3 separate regions of the Mus musculus genome follow, and regions 1 and 3 are each linked to region 2. A link is a loop called in an ENCODE intact Hi-C map of the cell type or tissue named here. Cell type or tissue: gastrocnemius. All regions are shown on one strand. Region 1 overlaps Notch2 (notch 2). Region 2 has its middle 1.3 kb from the start of Gm5544. Region 3 overlaps Notch2 (notch 2).

The links. Peaks named below come from ENCODE experiments on the same cell type or tissue, not always from the same donor. Only the 100,000 strongest peaks of a DNase experiment are listed, where the experiment ranks them.
Region 1: a loop joins it to region 2, with 3 times the contacts of the local background. A loop is called at or near these places in 7 of 42 quality-filtered maps.
Region 3: it touches region 2 in a loop (4-fold over the local background); 12 of 42 quality-filtered maps call a loop at or near these places.

What each region holds. Positions count from the first base shown.
Region 1 is chr3:98,039,640-98,042,139 of GRCm38, forward strand. All of the region lies in intron 1 of Notch2 (notch 2), which reads left to right. Among named protein-coding and RNA genes, the nearest start is that of Gm40103, 15 kb to the left of the region's middle. In gastrocnemius, a CTCF peak has its summit at 1,376; a DNase peak (open chromatin) is centred at 1,367; H3K27ac peaks cover 2,500 bases.
Region 2 is chr3:97,927,592-97,930,091 of GRCm38, forward strand. No RefSeq gene overlaps it. Among named protein-coding and RNA genes, the nearest start is that of Gm5544, 1.3 kb to the right of the region's middle. In gastrocnemius, a CTCF peak has its summit at 1,532 (motif pointing right); DNase peaks (open chromatin) are centred at 1,528 and 1,991; H3K27ac peaks cover 277 bases.
Region 3 is chr3:98,131,255-98,133,754 of GRCm38, forward strand. It overlaps Notch2 (notch 2), which reads left to right. Exons shown (of 34, transcript NM_010928.2): 23 at 1-180. Among named protein-coding and RNA genes, the nearest start is that of Adam30, 28 kb to the right of the region's middle. In gastrocnemius, a CTCF peak has its summit at 1,114 (motif pointing left); a DNase peak (open chromatin) is centred at 1,567.

The sequences.
Region 1 (2,500 bases), 110 kb after region 2:
AGGCTGAGCTACTCTTGACCTCTCTAGACTTGAGAATGCTGCCAAGGGCATCGTGGCCCTCTGTGTTTGTGAGTTGACTTTGTTTTTTTGGAAGCCTAGGGTTTGATGAAGGAGCTCCCTGGCTGCGGGGATCAGTGGCAGCCATCAGTGTCGCCTGCTTCTCTCTGCCCTCGTGTTGATATGAGTTGATTTCTGTGTGAGGAAACAGCTGAGGAGAACTGAGAAGTAAGACTAGGGATGGAAGGGCCGGGCTGTGCCCCTTGCACCATCTTCATGTGCACTACAGAGTGGGTGTCTGCCTGCTGGCTCCCTCTGGTCCCCAGATTTGGGCCCTGGGTGTACTGTGCATCCCCCATCTCCACGGTTACTTTTCTGACTGCAAGTCTCTGTGCTGATTTGGAGTGTCAGATATAGGCAGGCCAGGGACTTAGGACCTTTGGAGGTTCTTGGACTTAGACAATTCTCAGTGACGTGTGCAGGAATGCTGGGCTTGAATACCATGCACGGGTGAGTGGGGTTCATTTGGTGCCGTAGGTATCGAGCATCTGGGACCGAGATGACCATGTAGCTGCCGACTTGCACACTTCAGAGCATATCGTTGAACTCTGTGGTGTCACCATTTGCACAGCAGCTGCGGTATTCCGGTGACTCCTGCCCAGCCTGGTTCTTGTGAATAGCCCCTGTTCCTACCACACAAGGGTGTTTTTGAAAAAGACCATGAGGATGGACGCTGGTCAGGAAATCTGAGACTAGTCTCTGGATTTTCCCTGCTTGGTTTTGGGAAGTTGCCATATTTTGTGATAGCATTTAACAATCACAGGATTTTGTTTTGTTTTGTTTTGTTTTTTTTCCTTTTTAATATAACATTGTGTCTTAGACTTTTTTGAAATCTACCTCTGGATGAACAAACACTAGACATTGTCTTCTTCACTTAAAAAGCACCAAGAAGTTTAAGCTAAAAGACATTCTGCTTCTTTTGGGGGGAGGGTAGCAAGAAAATTATATATACTTATAATTTTTTCCAGTAAGGGTACTTAAAAGCTTCTATTTAAAATTATGGGGTTTAAAAACTTTAAGTTGTACTTAAAATACTTTTTTTTTTAAATATCTTTTAATAGAGAGGGCTTACTAAAAGAACAGGGAATTGTTGGCAGGCAGAATTTGTCTTGATAAGAGGACAGATAGAGGTAGTACGACAGATCAGCTAGAAGGCTGGCCCTTTGAGCCTTTGGATGGGAATTCTTCCTCTACCTGAGGCTTTAGCACACTGAGCCATGGGCTTGTAAGCCCCGCGTCTGTCTTTGTTAGTGCCATTTCTTCCCCAGATGGATGTCCATGCTGAGGAAATACACTGGGGCTTCTTGGAACCATACTGGCACCTACTGACCAGTGGATGTGCCAGGAGCAAAAGTGCTTACTGCGAGAGGAGAGCAGGCATGCATCCTCCCTCACTGCGAGAGGAGAGCAGGCATGCGTCCTCCCTCACTGTGAGAGGAGAGCAGGCATGCGTCCTTGCTCAAGTTTCCTGGACAGTTTCCTTTTGAGGAGTTTGTTTTTGCATTTGTTGGTTAGTTGCACATGATTTTGCTTTTGTCCAACTTCTTCAGTCAGTCTCCCCTCCTTGATACACATGGCTAAAGGTGCACAGGGGTTGGGTCGGAGGGAATATCATCATGCACACAAATTTTCCTTTATTTTAAAGACTTATTTTAGTTATATGTGCATGTGCCACGTGCACATGAGTGCAGGTACACACCGAAGTCAGAAGAGGGCACTGTGTGGGTGCTAGGAGGAGCTGTGTGGCCTCTCAGCCACTTGCCGTCTCCCCAGCCCCAGCTCATGCGTATTTTAAGACAGAAGAAACATTGAAAGGTGTTTTAGTTTTGCCGAGATCAGAAATGTACAATTCTACTTTCTCAGACTTTTATTCTTGTTAAAGGCTAAGATGTGTCTAACTGTGTTCCTCTGTTTATTTTACTTCTCCTGACAAACGTAAAATCTGTGTTAGAGTCTCATTTCAGTGTCTCCATGCTCAGTAAAATGGAAACCTTTGAACATTTTAATCACGGGAGCTGGTGGTTGAGTCTGACAGTAGGTTTTTGTCTTAGCTGTTTAGTTTGTTGAATGTCAGTGACTATGCACCTTCCGTGGTTCATACACATGGAGATGAGCCATCTCTGTTGTCAACACCACTGCCTTTCAAGAACTTTGCTAGACGTGAGGGTGAGAGTATGATACACCTGCCCAAGCCATAGTGGAAGCACGTGGAAGCAAATGATTCGGAATGCAAGTAGGAATTAGCAAGCTAGAGAGGGGTCGCATCGTTCAGTGCCGTCTAGAGGGACAGCATGCAGTGGTGCCATTAATAGACTGACATGTCCTGGTTCTTCTGTGGGTTTTCAAACCATATGTTGTATATAGTGTAATCTTTAACATGCAAGGGCTGAAACTTACCTAGTTGAACTCATTTGCTTCAGCTCACAATTGGGGTCTAGTTGTT
Region 2 (2,500 bases):
AGTTTCATCCTCCACAGCAACGTGCTCACATTTATAGCATATGGAGCTCAGCAACTCAGTACCTGTTGGTGTGTACTTCTTTGTGTCCTTAAATGTATGCCCTGTGCGATCCCTACAGGGGAAACCAACTGTTTCTCAGGCACTCAGTCCCATGACTAGTTCATGGGACATACTCGGCATGTTTGCAGGGTCAGCACACTGAATTATAAAGTTATATGCACAGTTTGGGGGAAATAATTTTGAATGAAAGGTACTAAAATAATCAGAGCAGAGTAGAAGCACATGAAAGAAACCAGAACAAAATACCAGTGATGTGAATGTATAGTGAGCACTTTGGAGGAGGGTTAGCAAGCTAAATTGGTTTTTTGGAGCAGAAACAATTGAAAGGTAAATAGAGAAGGAATGGGACAGATTAGGAGGAAAACGACCCAGGCAACCGGCAGATCTGTCAGGGGACTTCCAGGGAACCATCACACTCAGGGACTTCACATTGTAGAGCTGCTTTAATGAACTTCAATGTCAACAAGTCATATAACCATTCTTATTTATCTGAAAAGGTGACTCCAGTGATAAATGCCTTGGCCAATATATCATATAATGTAAATATGTTTCCCTGATAAGAGTGGCTTATCACAGGACTATGATGGTTGAATCCGCATGCTGAGAAGTTTGTTTCTTGATGGTTGTATAGGTGAGGCCATTGGAGTAGAATCAGTTGTACACCTGCATATCTATTTGTCTGGAACGGTTTTGTAAAATGAACATTACTGGAGTGGGATAGAGATTTGTATGAAATTGCAACAGAGATGTTGCTTCTAACAAATGCAGCAGGTGAACTGGTAGAAAAAACCAAAAAGACAGAACTGTGAGCCAAAAGGCATGACTTCTAGCTCTAGCTCAGCATTCCAGCAGTAGGGCCTTAGGTGAGTTATATAGTACCACGCGCCTCAGTTTCCACACGGGGGAATGGGAATTACAATCTCTTCCCATTCATGGACTCTTTGAGGATTAAAAGGCAGTCCTGGCTGATGAGCTTTACAAACTTGAAGCAATTCGTATGTACACAATGAATCACCTTGGCTATTACAAATGTTCAAGAAGAGCACTGTAGCATGACACAGAGACCCATGCCTAGCACTGCAGGTAAAAGCAAGATTTGGAATTCTAACCCAGCCTAGGGCTACATGGTGAGACGCTGTCTTGATATACTGAGCACTGGTGATATAGCCCCTCATCTCCACTTGGTTCTGACTTTGATCCTAGTACTTAATAAAAAGATCTGTGTAGCCTGAGCATTCTTGCCTATTTCCTCCGGACTCTGGACAACCTCTTCAGTTGTTCTCTTAGTCTTTTTTTTTTTTAGACGCTTTTTAGTTTATTTGCCCTCTCAGAAATCTGCACATCACAGCAGAACATCAAGTCACCGCAGATCTACTCCTTTGGCTTTTTACCATAAGGAAAGGGTCTGGTCGCAAGTGCTCAGATGTTCTGGTTCACATCAAAGACCATGAGTATTCCCAGCAGAGGGCAGCAAAACTCCAAAGTCTGCTGCTTCCTCAACAGAGAAACCACTCTAGGGTAGAGAACAGTGACAGTTGAGAGTATTGGCTGATCTTCTAGAAGACTAGATTCTCAGCATGCACGCGGCAGATCACAACTGTAACTCCAGATCCATGGGCTCTGACACATTTTGGCCCCCAAGGGTACCAGGGATGCTTGTGGAAAAACACTAAAAACAAGCAAACAAACAACAACAAAACCTGGGCATGGTAGCACACATACTTTCTGAGTTCTAGGACAGCCTGGTGAACAGAGTGATTTCTAGGACAGCTACACAGAGAGATGCTGTCTTGAGAAGAAAATATTAAATGGCTGAGTTTTAGTCAGTCTTACTGGCCAGGCTTTAAGCCCTAGTAACCGGCCTGCCTGTCTCCCCAGCCTTGCGATTAGAAGCTTGTGTGGTCAGCTTTGACATGAGCGTATCCTGGGGTTCAGACTCAGGTCCTTGGGCTTGAGCAAGCCAGCTGACTGCTCTAGCTTCTCACCACCACCACCCCCACACCCCAGCACCACTGCCCCACCCCACACCCCAGTTCCACTTTTTTTTCACAGTGTTGGAGATCCAGTCCAGGGTTCTGTGTATCCCGGGCAAGCACTCTAACACCACGCCCTACCCAAGTTTTTTAGATATAACTTAACACTTAGTTCTGCTTGTTTTTAATTTCATTTGGGGTTTTCTGAGACAGGGTCTCACTTGGTAACACTGGCCATCCTGGACCTCCTTATGTAGACCAGGCTGGCTCCCTATGTAGACCAGGCTGGCTGCCTCTGCCTTCTGATTGCTGGCTTTAAAAGCATCTGCCCCATGCCTGGTTGAGTTTTTAAATTTAAAAATTTTTGTAGGACATTGAGGTGCTCAGCCCTGATGCCTCCTGAGTCCAAAGGATAATTCCCAGTCATATATGCACATACTGGTGCTGTAATGGTATCTCTGTCCTAC
Region 3 (2,500 bases), 200 kb after region 2:
GTGGCCAGTGCGTGGACCGGATTGGAGGCTACACTTGTCGCTGTTTGCCTGGCTTTGCTGGGGAGCGGTGTGAGGGGGACATCAACGAATGCCTGTCCAACCCTTGCAGCTCAGAGGGCAGCCTGGACTGCGTTCAGCTCAAAAATAACTACAACTGTATCTGCCGCAGCGCCTTCACGGGTGAGAACCTCTCAGCCCTTGCTAGTCTGATGTGCAGGAGTCTTGAGTAAGCAAACCATGATCTCTATGGAAATGTCTGACCTCCTGCAGCAAGCCAAGACCAGCTTAGGGCAAGGACGCAGGGCCCAGGTTTCCTTAAGTCTTTATACCATGGGCATCATAACTAGGCTCATCTTTACCTTTGCTTTTCTGAGAGACTCTTTTGTGGTATATGGATTATATCATGCTTGGCAAGAATATGAAAAATAATCTGTTGGGGTACAGGGCAAAATTAACATTTTTCAATTGAGATAAATTAAACAAGACATAAAATCTGCCATCTTTATCATATTAAGCTTGTTGTGCAATAACTTTCAGCACTGCAGTGACCACAGTAGCATTCAGCACACCCCCACTGCAGTGACTGCAGTAGCATTCAGCACACCCACACTGCAATGATGCAGTAGCATTCAGCACACCCCCACTGCAGTGACTGCAGTAGCATTCAGCACACTCACACTGCAATGATGCAGTAGCATTCAGCACACCCCCACTGCAGTGACTGCAGTAGCATTCAGCACACCCACACTGCAGTGACTGCAGTAGCATTCAGCACACCCCCACTGCAGTGACTGCAGTAGCATTCAGCTCACCCCCACTGCAGTGACCGCAGTAGCATTCAGCACACCCCCACTGCAGTGACCGCAGTAGCATTCAGCACACCCCCACTGCAATGATGCAGTAGCATTCAGCACACCCACACTGAGTACTACAGAGATCACTGTATACTCTCAAACTTTTATGTGACAATACAAGGGCTGGCAAGATGGCTCAGTCAATAAGAGCACTGACTGCTCCTGAGGTCCTGAGTTCAAATCCCAGCAACCACATGGTGGCTCACAACCACATGTAATGGGATCTGACGCCCTCTTCTGGTGTTTCTGAAGACAGCTACCATGTACTTGGATATATTAATAAATCTTTGGGCCTCAGTGAGCAGGGACTGAGTGAGCGGGCCAACCAGAGTGAGCGAGGTTAACTGGAGCGAGCAGAGGTCCTAAATTCAATTCCCAACAACCACATGAAGGCTCACAACTGTCTGTACAGCTACAGTGTGCTTATATACATTTATAAAATAAATATATAAATCTTAAAGAGAGAAAGAGAAAGAAACAAAGAAAAAGAAAATACAAGACGTTTATCTTCAGGAGCCGTATATCTGAGTCTGGGTGGACCCACTACCCTGCACCTTTTGACACTCTGTGCTGAGTTACTTTGCTGTGTCTGTGCCTGTCATCTTTCTAACTCTGGGAGGCCTGTTAAAAGATCAGGTCCAAAAAGCAGCCGATGCGAACCCCAGGGAAGCTGCAGTAAGCATGGTCCTCCTGCATGACTAAGGCTTGGCTGTGCGCCGAGCCTGCTCTTCATAGATGGCGTGAAGAGAGCAAGCGCTGCCTCGGAACAGGAGCTCTGTAGGCCACCTAGTCACTTATGGTGACATTTGGAGCTAAAGTAGTTGCCCGTACAGAGATGTGTCATGGTCATAGGCTTTGAAATCTGTCTTGTGCTTTCTGGAACCTGCTTGGACTTCTTATGCTGGGTGTGTCCTCACATTCTAGAAGCCTGGGAACAGCACAGTCCTCTAACTAACTGGTAATTTCCAGTGTGGATGCTGGTCCATGCTGAGCCCCTGTCCAGCCTGCATGCCTTCCGTCTCTTTTCTCTCCCACCCCCCACCCCTTCCTTCTTTTCAGTCTGAAATACATGCCACCCTTAAAATGCTTGGAATTCTACAGAGAATGGATGGGATTTCACAGTGTGAAAGCTGCCTCAGTGCAGTAACTCCCAACAAGAAACTGTTCTTTCCAGCTGTTATAGACGCTGGGGCAGTGTGGGCTCTGAGGATGCTCATATGTCAAACGCTGACCAGAACTTAAAAAAGGAGAAAAAGGCAGAGGGGCAGGACAGGGCGAGGCAAGGTGTGGGGACACCTGAGTGAGTTTCCCAAAGTCAGGAAATGCTGTCTGCTCGTGCCCATGTTGGAAGTGGTCCACTGAGCTGTGCTCTGAGATGTCCCCTCTAATGGTCAGCGGGGGCTCTTGATGCTGCTGTCCCCATCAGCCGTTTCACCTTAGTGTCTGCCTCTGTGATCTGAGACATTTCATATTCTTGTTTCTCAATTCTGAATGGCAAAAGCATTGCACTTTAAAGCTTTTGTTAGTTTAAATCTTCAAATGGCCACAGGGCAGATGGGACCCTTTTTCTACGATTTGTCAAGAGACCCCAGCAGAGCCCCACATTCCCTCTGTGATTCCAAGCACCTGTCCAGTGTATCAGGGAG